Regions from separate parts of the Mus musculus genome. Here region 1 is linked to region 2. A link is a loop called in an ENCODE intact Hi-C map of the cell type or tissue named here. Cell type or tissue: heart. All regions are shown on one strand. Links, peaks and the distances in the headings refer to the core of each region. The heading gives the core; the rest is flanking DNA. Region 1 overlaps Nprl3 (nitrogen permease regulator-like 3). Region 2 holds the start of Hbq1b (hemoglobin, theta 1B).

Region 1 (5,371 bases), core at 222-5,221, 50 kb before region 2:
TACCAGACAGATGTCCTGGAAGGGGATCCTACTTGGGGAGCCAAAGCTTAGAGCATTGGGTGTGCTGAGGCTGCGGCCACCAACTCTGGCTGTGAAGGGGACATCATCCTCTCGCAGTCGGGGCTCCTCTTCGCTGGGTGAGGCCATTAGGCAAACATAGGTATGCAGCTGGATGAGGAGCCGGCGCTGCAGCATCCACACCACCATCTGGATGAGCTGGGTCTGTGAGTGAGCAAAGTAAGTCAGCAGATGGGCTGGTTCCCTGACTCAAGCCTTAAGAACAGATTCCTATTCCTGGGGAATAAGAGAGACATGGTCCTTAGCAGCCCCAGTACCTAAACGGGAAGGCCTCCTGTTAGGAAGAAGGGACCCTCAACTGCTGGGTAGCTCTGCAAGGTCAGCATACCCCAGGGAAAACAGTAGGGCCAGAACTCCCAACACACGCCTGGGTTTCCTCCCTTCTCTGAGCCAACTTTCCCTAGAGCCAGATCTGTCCTTGCCACTAAGACCTGCTGCTGTCAGACAGTCCACTGCTAGGCAAGCCCACACAGAGTTCAGAGAGGAAACTGTCATGTGAGTCCTTGGCTCTACCTCAGAGTTTACTTCAAGAAGACAGGTGATTCCAACTGGAAACAGGAAGGGGACCTGCTGTTACTACATGAAGCCAATGGCTCTTCCTTATGAGCATTGGGCCACAGCAATGGAGCCCAGTGCCAGGTAGTACCCAGCACCAATGTTTAAGTATCTCTCAGGCACAGACACCAAGCAGCAAGGTGTGTGAACACAGAACCAGTGCTCACATCTTTGAGAGGCCCAGAAAAGCTGCTGCCCAGGTCACTCATGGAAGGGGGCTGGGTTACTGGGGAGGAAGTTATACATACTAATCATGGTCAAAACCAAATAGAATTCTAAAGAATTGAAGGTATTGTAACACAAAATGTAAAAAATAAAACACAAAAGCATTATAAGCATTAGACAGTATGTCTCTGGGATGTGGCAAACCAAACAGCTCTATCCCAGGCCCCTGACAAGGCCTGAAGCAGCTGCTCAGACACGGCCTGGAAGATCAGCCGTTATCCAGACAACTGGGAAGTTTCTGCTGGGATGGGAGCACTGCCAAGCCCTCCCCCCCAGAGAGCTGCCTGGGGGAGAGGAGGGAGGTGCAGAGGCAAAGTGCATCTTTCATCTTCCTGGCTCCCTTCCTGGAAACGAAGGGCTCAGTGAAAGGCAGCTTTAGAACTCTGGCACACTCAGCATGTAAATGAGCTAAAAACCCAGGATCTTATTCCCATTCACAATTTGAGAAGGGGAAGTATTTGATTTTGAGGACTGGTTTTGCCCAGTGTATCTGGCAGCTATTAAAGCAAATACTTTGCTTTTGAAGATAAACCATGGAGGTCACCCAGCTTGTCTCTGACACCTGTGCTCTTTCCCTAGCTTCCCTCGGAGCTCAAAGCACTTAACACAGGGAAGGGGCAAAGCTGCTCTGACTCCAAGTCACCATCTCACCATCTCTTGAGCATGGGGCAGTGAGAAGTGACTGACAGCCCACTGCAAATTCATCCCCCACACCTTGAGAAGCACCCCCACCACAACCAGCCTCTAATTGCCACCAGCCTTTGTCCTGACTCAGGGCCCCCATCCAAGACTCAACCCTAGCCTGACACTGTAGGTCTTCTTAGGAAAAGGACTCTAGGCCCAGCAACATAGGATTCCACACAAAGATCCCATGGTTCCTAAGCCCCCAGGGGAAGGGATACAGGAACTGAACTGCCTTGGAAAACAGGGCCCAGGCTTAGTGAGAGCAAAGCTGTCGGTACCTCCACCTGTGAGAAGCCCCTGCCCCAGAGGCAGCACAGGGAATCCTGCCAGCCCAGGAAAAGCTAATGCCCTTCTGACAAACATAAACCAGTCCCAGTCCTAGTCCTAAGGATGCCCATGGTGAGGAAGCCTGCAGTGCTTGCTAGTAAATCCCCCAAACCATGGCACAAAGGTAAACAATGCTAAGAGCCTTTGAATCAGGGGCCACTAGGCAGGCAGTTATACCCAGTCTACCTTGTAAGCTACACAGGGGCTCTAATGACTCACCTCCTGTGCAGGGGGAGCCAGAGGGCTCCTGAACTCCGATAAAGAAACAGGCAAGGAAAACTTGGCCAGGACAGATGGCAGGTCATGGGACGGGAACTGCCGGGAGAACTGTTCAGCTAGCGGGGAGTACCTGGGGCAGACAGCCATGGTCAGTGCCCTTCCCATACTCACAGCAACCATCTGGGTGAGCATAATGACAACAGAATATAGTATGGTGATGCAACAGGCCTTCAGATGGCAGAATTATACTGTCCCTTAAGACGTGGCAGGAACCACAGAACCCCTCTGATTTCAGCCAAGGAGAGATGGCTGTACCATGGGCAACACCAAACCAGACTGTGATCTGCATCTGAGCACGATATGGGCAGGCAGCATCAGGATATAGTGAGATCTGGCCTCATGGATTCAAAGCCACTGAGGCCTGGCCACTGGGGGCGCCATTCGCCATTAAAAGGTCCTGCTGGGCTTTTCTAGCTCCAGATTCCAGATTTTTGGCAGCCACTGGTACTTACAGACACACACTGGCATTGGGAGACATGACATAGACGTTGTTCTCACACAGTGGGTAGATGATGACAGCCTTGCCCCAGTATACCAGGTGAGCTGCCAACTGGAAGACCTGCAGACCAAGGAGAGATCGAAGGACTAAACTTGGAGACCACGGTTTTGCTAGGCAGTAGGCACATGAACACAGGGACACTGGAGTGCTTGGAGCATGGGCTGGACGGCTCCAGCAGAAGCACAGCATTCTCTTGTCCACAGACACCAGCACCATACTCCAAAGTCATAAAATATGGAGTCTCATCCTACCTGACCCTGCATACTCAAAGGCCCCTATGCACCCTGCTTTCCCCAGAGACCATCCTCCCATTCTGTTCTCCTGAGGTCTCAGATACCAGGAAATACACAAGATACCATAGCAAGTTCCAGGACAACCAGGGCTACAGAGCAATCCTGTCTCAAACAAACAAACAAACAAAAAAATCTTTCTCCATTAGCATCTGAGGGCTTAGATCACACAAGTGGGCCACAAGGCCCATCAAAGTGGCCTTGTATCATGTGTGACATTCACTCCTGAGGCAGGTGTTCCCCAAAGGTTCAGCCCCACCCTAGGATCACTGCTCCCCAGAGACATCTACAGGAAACAGCAGTCACAGAAAATAGTGAGGTGAGTTGCAGAGAATGGCCAGGGTGAGACCTCACAGGGTTTCACACGGGCATGCCAGCAGTAAACTCTGATTTAAATCAGGTTCAGCAGGGAGTTAGTTCGGAAGGAAACACCCTCCTCCCTGATCCCAGTCAAGACCTAGACAAGGAAATGGAAGAGACATCAAAGCTTTATCAAAGGACTGTGACAGTGAAGTCAGGCACAGTCCTAGCACAGATTCCTTCAAACAGCCTCTTAGTAAAGCCTTTCTAGACGTGGGGTAGGAAGTGAAAATAGCAGCCCAGACTCCTCAGAACAGCAGCACCGCCCCTCTCTGCGGGCGTTCAGGGACAGTGAGCACATTCAAACCTCTGTGTTTGATACTAGAGGGAAGCACAATGAGCTCCTTGCTGAATCTTGTCCAGCTTAGGATGCCAAGTTGAACTACACAGGCAGCATATGCTAGGTGCTCTCACAGAGCCTATGAAGAGTCAGAGATAGAGAAGGGATAAACTTATCCTGAAAAGAGAAAGGGTTTTGGAAAAAGCAGCCCAATGGGCCCACAAAGCAAAAACCTCCAGTGATGCCAACCCATTTCTCAGCCCCACACAGAGCCAGGAGGCCTAGCCAGAGGGACCTGAGAGGTGTCAGAGCTGTGGCCGCTTCATTCTACTGAGAAGGCTGGCCTTTGAGCAAACTGAGGTCCTGGGTAGGCCTCTGCTACCCTCTGGTGGCCTCAGGGTGCATAGCACTACCAGGTGAGGATACTGGCATTCATTCCCTGGGTCCTGCACCCACAGCCCTGGCACAGGTGACCCAGTCTACACTCCAGGCCCCTGAATCCAGCTTCTTCTGTGCTTTTCCTCCTCTACACTTCAGCTACAGGCCTTCTCTCTGAGCCCAAAGGGCTGCCACACACACTTGCCAAGGGGCTGTCTCTCCAGCTCTGCCACATGTCTTCCGCCACAAGAATGAGGGTATCTTGATGACTCCAGGGCTGGGTTGGATAAAAGGGGAGAAGGAGCAGAACAAAAGGGACCCATGTGGAGCGTACCTCACTTGGATCCTAGCCCCATGGCATCAGAGATGGAAAGAGGCAAACCCGCAGTCCTGCAGGGAAGGTTTGCTCTGAACATCTGATTGGACTTAGTTGTCCTCCAAAACAAGGCTGCATCTCTGCATGTCTCATCATTAAAGACATGTATTTTAGTAAAAACGAAAACAAGGGGGCTGGAGAGATGGCTCAGTGGTTAAGAGCACTGACTGCTCTTCCAGAGGTCCTGAGTTCAATTCCCAGCAAACACATGATAGCTCAAAACCATCTGTAAAGGGATCCAATGTCCTCTTCTGGTGCATCTGAAGACAATGACAGTGTGTTCACATACATAAAATAAATAAATCTTTAAAGAAAAAAATTTTTTAAAGGAGAGGTAGGAAAATGTGCAAAAAATAGAAGCCACACAGTAGGTTAAATTACCACTCAAGTCCTCGCTCTCACTTCCCACATGCTTGCTCATAGGCCAGTGTGAGCCTGTGCTGAGCTGGAAGATCCACCATGCACTACTACTTCCCAAGCTGCTCTCCAGGCCTTTGCTGGAGACACTTCTCTCCTTTCTCCCAAGGCTTGCCTCACCTCTGCTTAACAGAGAAAGACATCAGTCCCGTGGCTCTAAGTGTGACCAGATACCAGAACCCCAAGCCTCCTTACCCTCATCTGTGGCAGGACGTGTAGTATCTATTTGTCTGCTAGACATTAGGGACTCAGCATGGCAGGCAGTCTGCTTTCCTGATCCCCCATAGGCTGCCTCCCTAAATGTACCTAGAGGCCTCTTGTTCCCACTCCTCCAAGTGCCCAGGCCTACCTGCAGCAAGGCCAGATCGGCATCCTGGGCTAGCTGCTGCAGGTTCTTCACAGCAGACGTGGTCTTGATCACCCGCACCAGAGCCGGGGAGCAGTCAATGGGAAGCTCACTCAGCAGAGACTTCTCGTCACTGAGAAGTAGCAAGGCATGGTACGGGCTGAAGGACAGAGGCACATGTCAGCAAAACATAAAGAGCCACGGGGCCCTGTACCAAGTAAGCATGGAACACCAAGGCACAGCCAGAGTCCAGAGGCACTGGGCAGGAGAGGTTGAG
Region 2 (5,371 bases), core at 212-5,211:
TGGTACTTCAGTGTGGGATCTATTAGAAAAACAGTGAAAAATAGACATCATATGAGCATATGGGTAGGCAACAGGTAGCTCATATAAAAATGCCTGCTCTTGCCCTCTTCCTTCCTTCCTTCCTTCCTTCCTTCCTTTCTTTCTTTCTTTCTTTCTTTCTTTCTTTCTTTCTTTCTTTCTTTCTTTCTTTCTTTCTTTCTTTCAGATAGAATTTCATGTAGCACAGTCTGGCCTCAAAAACGTTATATAGATAAGGATGGATGCCCTGAAACTCTTTTTTTTTTTTTTTTTTTTTTCCGAGACAGGGTTTCTCTGTGTAGCCCTGGGTATCCTGGAACTCACTCTGTCGCCCAGGCTGGCCTCGAACTCAGAAATCTGCCTGCCTCTGCCTCCCAAGTGCTAGGATTAAAGGCATGCACCACCACTGCCCGGCTGCCCTGAAACTCTTGATCCTCTTGTTTCTACCCCTGAGTTCTGATATTTCAGATATGTGCCTTCATGCCCAGTTTATGCAGTGCTTGGGAATTGATCTCAGAGTTGTATATGTATATGCATACATACATACATATTAAAAACTCTACTGACCGAGGGACATCTATACACCCACAAATAATATTTTTGAACTATTGACAGCAAAGAGTAAATTTCTCATACAATGGATATAAACCTTAAAAAAATGTCAAGTGGAAGAAACCAACAGGACAAAGGTCACACAGTGCATGGCTTCATGTTTGTAAAATATCAAAACTGGGGGAATCTATAGGGACAGTAAGTAGCCTCCTGGTTGACAGAGCCTTTTGGTGGGTGTTGGATGGTTACGGGCAAGTGGGCTAGAGGTACTATTTTAGTTAGTAAAAGTTCTGGAAATGGTTATAGTGAAGACTGCACAACATTGTGGAAGAATATGACATCACTGACGTATACCCATCAAACATGTCTAAAATGCACAGGACTTTGAGCCACATGCCTCTAGTTCCAGAACATTGGAACTTGACCATAGTCACACAAAAACCCAAATAAGAACAGAATCTTTCATGTAATGATGATGTATTCACCGAGGGTGTCATCATTGCTGTCATTATTGAGATATATAATAGGCACTCTAAAGGTCATTGTCCCCAAAGGAATTTGCCCTATGATCCAGGCATATAATATTTTTCATCTACTTAATTCTCACAGCTCTGATAAGAATATATTTTTGAAACAGACTTAGATTTTATTTATTTGAAGAATTATTTATTCATTTTAACTATGTAAGTACACTGTAGCAGTTTTCAGACAAACCAGAAGAGGGCATCAGATAGTTTTGAGCCACATGTAATTCCTGGTAATTGAACCCAGGACCTCTGGATGAGCAGTCCCATCTTCTTAACCACTGAGCCATCTCTCCAGCCCCCACAGTTGGAATGTATTAAAGGGGATTTTTATCTGAAGTGGTTTAGGCAGAGTCAGGGTCTCATTATGTAGCACTGCTGGCCTGGAGTTCCATATGTAGGCCAGGATAGTCCTGAACTCACAGACATCCTTTTACATCTGCCTCCAAGTGCTAAGATTAACCTGTACCTGTGCCACAAGACCCAGATTGAAAGGGGTGTTTAATGTAGATTTAAATCTCTTTCATTTTATTTCACACGTGTGGGTGTTTGGGCTGCATGGATATCTGTGCATCTCTTGTATGACTGTGGAAGACAGAAGAGGGCTTGGATCTACCTGACCTGAATTTACAGGCAAATGTGAGCAGGCATGTTTGTGCTGTGAACCAAAGCCAGGTACTCTGGGAGAGCAGTTAGTGCTCTTAACTGCTGAGCCATCTGTCCATCCCCTTTAAATGCAGATTTAACTATGTTGATATTTAACGAAAGGAGACGTGTTCCAGGAGAAAAAAAAAAAAAAAGACCAAGTATGGGTACGGGCTCCTGACACTCAGTCCTTTTCAATAATGAATAAGAAAGGAAAACCTGTGAAGTTTCCGAACGACTCGGGAGGCAGGACGAGCCGACAGTGCCAAATGAACACTAAAATCCATTGTAATCGATAGTACATATTATATGCCAATGTGCATGCAGTAAACACTTTAAAATGTAAGGCGTGGAGGGGGAGCCCAGGGAAACAGAGGGCTCAAAGCTGAACCAGAATCTGTGAACACCTAGGCATCCTGGAACGATGCAGCGCCCCCTGGCGGCCTCTTGTGTTTCAGGACGTCTTTGAGCTCAGCCAGCGGGCAGAGCGCAAGGCTCAGTTCACTGAAGATGGCTCGGTCCCAGGATGATCAGTGGCTGGTCCTTGCGCTCTGGAAGAAGATGGGCAGCAATGTCGGAATCTACGCGACCGAGGCTTTGGAGAGGTACGCCCTCGGGCTCATCTTCCAACGGACTGCGGGGCGAAGACCGGCTCTCTGTACCTCCGGGTCCGGCTGAGCCCAACCCTGTTTTCCTACAGGACCTTCGTGGCTTTCCCCTCCACCAAAACCTACTTCCCACACTTGGACCTGAGGCCAGGCTCTAGCCAGGTTAAAGCCCATGCCCAAAAGGTGGCCGATGCACTGACTCTCGCTACCCAGCACCTGGACGACCTGCCTGCTTCTCTGTCTGCTCTCAGTGATCTACATGCGCACAAGCTCTGTGTGGACCCTGCTAACTTCCAGGTGAGTCCTGTATTGAGCTCACCCCGGGTTGCTGGAGATGTGGGTCCCTTCAAGGCTTGGTGTAGGGGAGAAATTAAGGCAAGGCGTGGCGGTTCTCTTTCTTCAGTTCTTCAGCCACTGTCTGCTGGTGACTCTCGCCAGGCACTATCCTGGAGACTTCAGCCCAGAGATGCATGCCTCCTTGGACAAGTTTCTGGGTCACGTGACTTCGGCACTGGTCTCCAAATATCGCTGAATTGGGGATACAGGGTTCTATAGTCTCCACCCATGCCCTTCCTAAAGCTCACAATGTTTGAGTAAACCTCCCCAGGGCTGCATTGTTGTCCTGGACGCAGAGGGGCACGAGAGAAATATACTCCCCGCGTCCAGTACTCCTAAACAAGGTTCCAAGAGACTGAAAGTACAGATAAGCTGGTGTCTCAGATCTCATATGGGAGGCAGCCATCCCTTGTTTGTATTGTTTTATTGTGTTTTTGCCTTTGAGATAAATTTCATGTTCTCATGTAACCCAGGCTGGTCTCTCAAATCCATACTAAAAAATAGGTTGGTTTTGAACTCCTGATCCTTCTGTTTCCACCCCTTTCTCCAAACCATCCCCCAATCCCCACCCACCTTGGTTTACCTACCATACCTGGCTCCAGAGTGGCTCTTTCTCTTTCTTTCTTTCTTTCTTTCTTTCTTTCTTTCTTTCTTTCTTTCTTTCTTTCTTTCTTTCTTTCTTTCTTTCTTCCTTCCTTCCTTCCTTTCTTTCTTTCTTTCTTTCTTTCTTTCTTTCGGTTTATTTATTTTATGTATATGAGTACACAGTCGCTGTCTTCAGACACACCAGAAAAAAGCATAAGATCTCATTACAGATGGCTGTGAGCCACCATGTGCTTGCTGGGAATTGAACTCAGGACCTCCAAAAGAGTAGTCAATGCTCTTAACCACTGAGCCATCTCTTCAACCTGGGTTCTTTTTATTTTTATTTGACCTTTTGTTTGTTTGTGTTCTGTGTTTGAGATGGGAAGGGGGGGGGGTCTCCTGTGTCAAAGTGCTCCAAGCTGCACAAATTGTAGCTAACTAGGAAAGAGACATGCCCACAGTGAATGAACTGGCTCTCGCTGCCTAGCGAGAACAGAGTAGAAAGGAAGGCTTTATAGACCACACTTCCAAAGGGTCATGGGTTGGGTGGTACCAGGAGTCCCACTGCAGCTGGAGGATCAGTCCTAGCACCTTCACATATTCTCAAGCAACAGAGGAAGCTCAGGGGTCTCCGCTGTTGGGTCCTATGACATCGAGGTACAAATCCATGCCTTTAGCCTTGGCCACATCAGTTACAGAACTGTGGCTTTGTCTCTCAGAAAGGTGATGGAAACTGAGGGCACAAGTCAGCATAAGTGACAATGTTCAAAACAATGGTGTGTGCCCCCCAGTCATCACCCTCTCCTGGGCTTCCACTCTGGTCATTCTCTAGACTCTGCTCAGATCCAGATGGGTTAGGCCTGGTCCTATTTGCAAGGCAGTCACCTGCCTGGATCCACATGGGATTCACAGTATTGATAATGCTGAATGAGGGTGTCAGTGGATGTCCAGGACACACTGGGCACTGTCCTAGAGACATTTAATCATTGAACTGCTGCCTGCCCAACCCTGCCATGCCCAGGGTATGTGTATTAGGGACTTCAGTGTCAGGAGGTCTGGAGTTAAAGCACTGTATGCCAGACTCAATATCTTAGAATAAGGTTTGTCTAGCACCAAAGCCTGTCGTGTAGAAAGGTGGCACTGGGCCCTCCAATCCTACCTTCAGTGGACTTCAGAGAAGGCAGGTAGTTTCTTCTGGCTGCTTAAGGTCTATCATATTCATGGCAAAAAAAAAAAAAAAAAAAAAAAAACTGATTTTTTTAACCTGCACATTGGCTACCTCTCAGGCTAAGGAACATGCCCTGAACATCCATTAGTCAGGCCTTCAGTTCTTTCTGGACATGAGGCAAACTGTCCGGTATGAGAAAGTAGAAGGAGCTGTGAGATCATCTCCTACTATGGCACATGCATGACAAACTTCTATGACATGGGAAAAACACTGACAGAGTGGACTCCCCCCCACCCGCCATCATTGAGCAGGCTTACATCCAATTAGGCAGCTGTTGGTTACTGCCAAGAATGAGTACCCCTACCCTCCCGCCCCCAGGCATATCTCGCCATGCTGGTCATTGCTCTGGTTCATAGCAGGGAGAGCTTTGTAGAACCATTGGTTGCACGCCTCCCTCGGCACTTTGCATAGCACCTTTCTGTACAATGAAGGCCAGTCGTCAGTGAGGAAGCCTTCAGGTCAGATCCAGCATGAGTCTTTTGAGTCCCATGTCCAAAGCGCAAGGTGTCTCCATCACTAAGGACTTCCCTTAACTCTCTGGGAGACAGAAAAACGGAAAAGCAAGAGCGCATGTTGTTTTTGGAGTCTCTCAGATTCCCTTGACCAGCAGCTCACAGGGGACTTCTCCTGCCTGCTACTGGGTATGTTTTAGACAGTTGTCCTGGTTAGGGTTCTATTGCTGTGATAAAACCTCATGACCAGAAGTGACTTGGGGTGGGGGAAGCATTTATTTAATCTTACAGCTGTAAATTAGAAAAGACACGAGAATTCAGGGCAAAACACAAGGCAGGAAGGAGCCTGACCGGGGAAATGAGATAGAGGTCTTGGGGAAGTACTGCTCCATGTCTTGTTTTTATGGCTTATTCACCAAATTT

What was found. A loop is a pair of places that touch in the nucleus more often than their neighbours do. Peaks named below come from ENCODE experiments on the same cell type or tissue, not always from the same donor. Only the 100,000 strongest peaks of a DNase experiment are listed, where the experiment ranks them.
Region 1: it touches region 2 in a loop (2.2-fold over the local background); 4 of 42 quality-filtered maps call a loop at or near these places.

What each region holds. Positions count from the first base shown.
Region 1 is chr11:32,234,700-32,240,070 of GRCm38, forward strand. It overlaps Nprl3 (nitrogen permease regulator-like 3), which reads right to left. Exons shown (of 13, transcript NM_181569.3): 8 at 5,098-5,254; 9 at 2,601-2,707; 10 at 2,089-2,218; 11 at 33-222. Among named protein-coding and RNA genes, the nearest start is that of Mpg, 11 kb to the left of the region's middle. In heart, for the core only: a CTCF peak has its summit at 2,514; DNase peaks (open chromatin) are centred at 1,112, 2,532 and 4,042; H3K27ac peaks cover 399 bases.
Region 2 is chr11:32,284,764-32,290,134 of GRCm38, forward strand. It overlaps Hbq1b (hemoglobin, theta 1B), which reads left to right and starts at 2,201. Exons shown (of 3, transcript NM_001033981.3): 1 at 2,201-2,344; 2 at 2,440-2,644; 3 at 2,751-3,149. The coding sequence starts at 2,250. The coding sequence ends at 2,879. In heart, for the core only: CTCF peaks have their summits at 1,296 (motif pointing right) and 2,183 (motif pointing left); a DNase peak (open chromatin) is centred at 2,188; H3K4me3 peaks cover 220 bases; H3K27ac peaks cover 1,157 bases; H3K27me3 peaks cover 949 bases.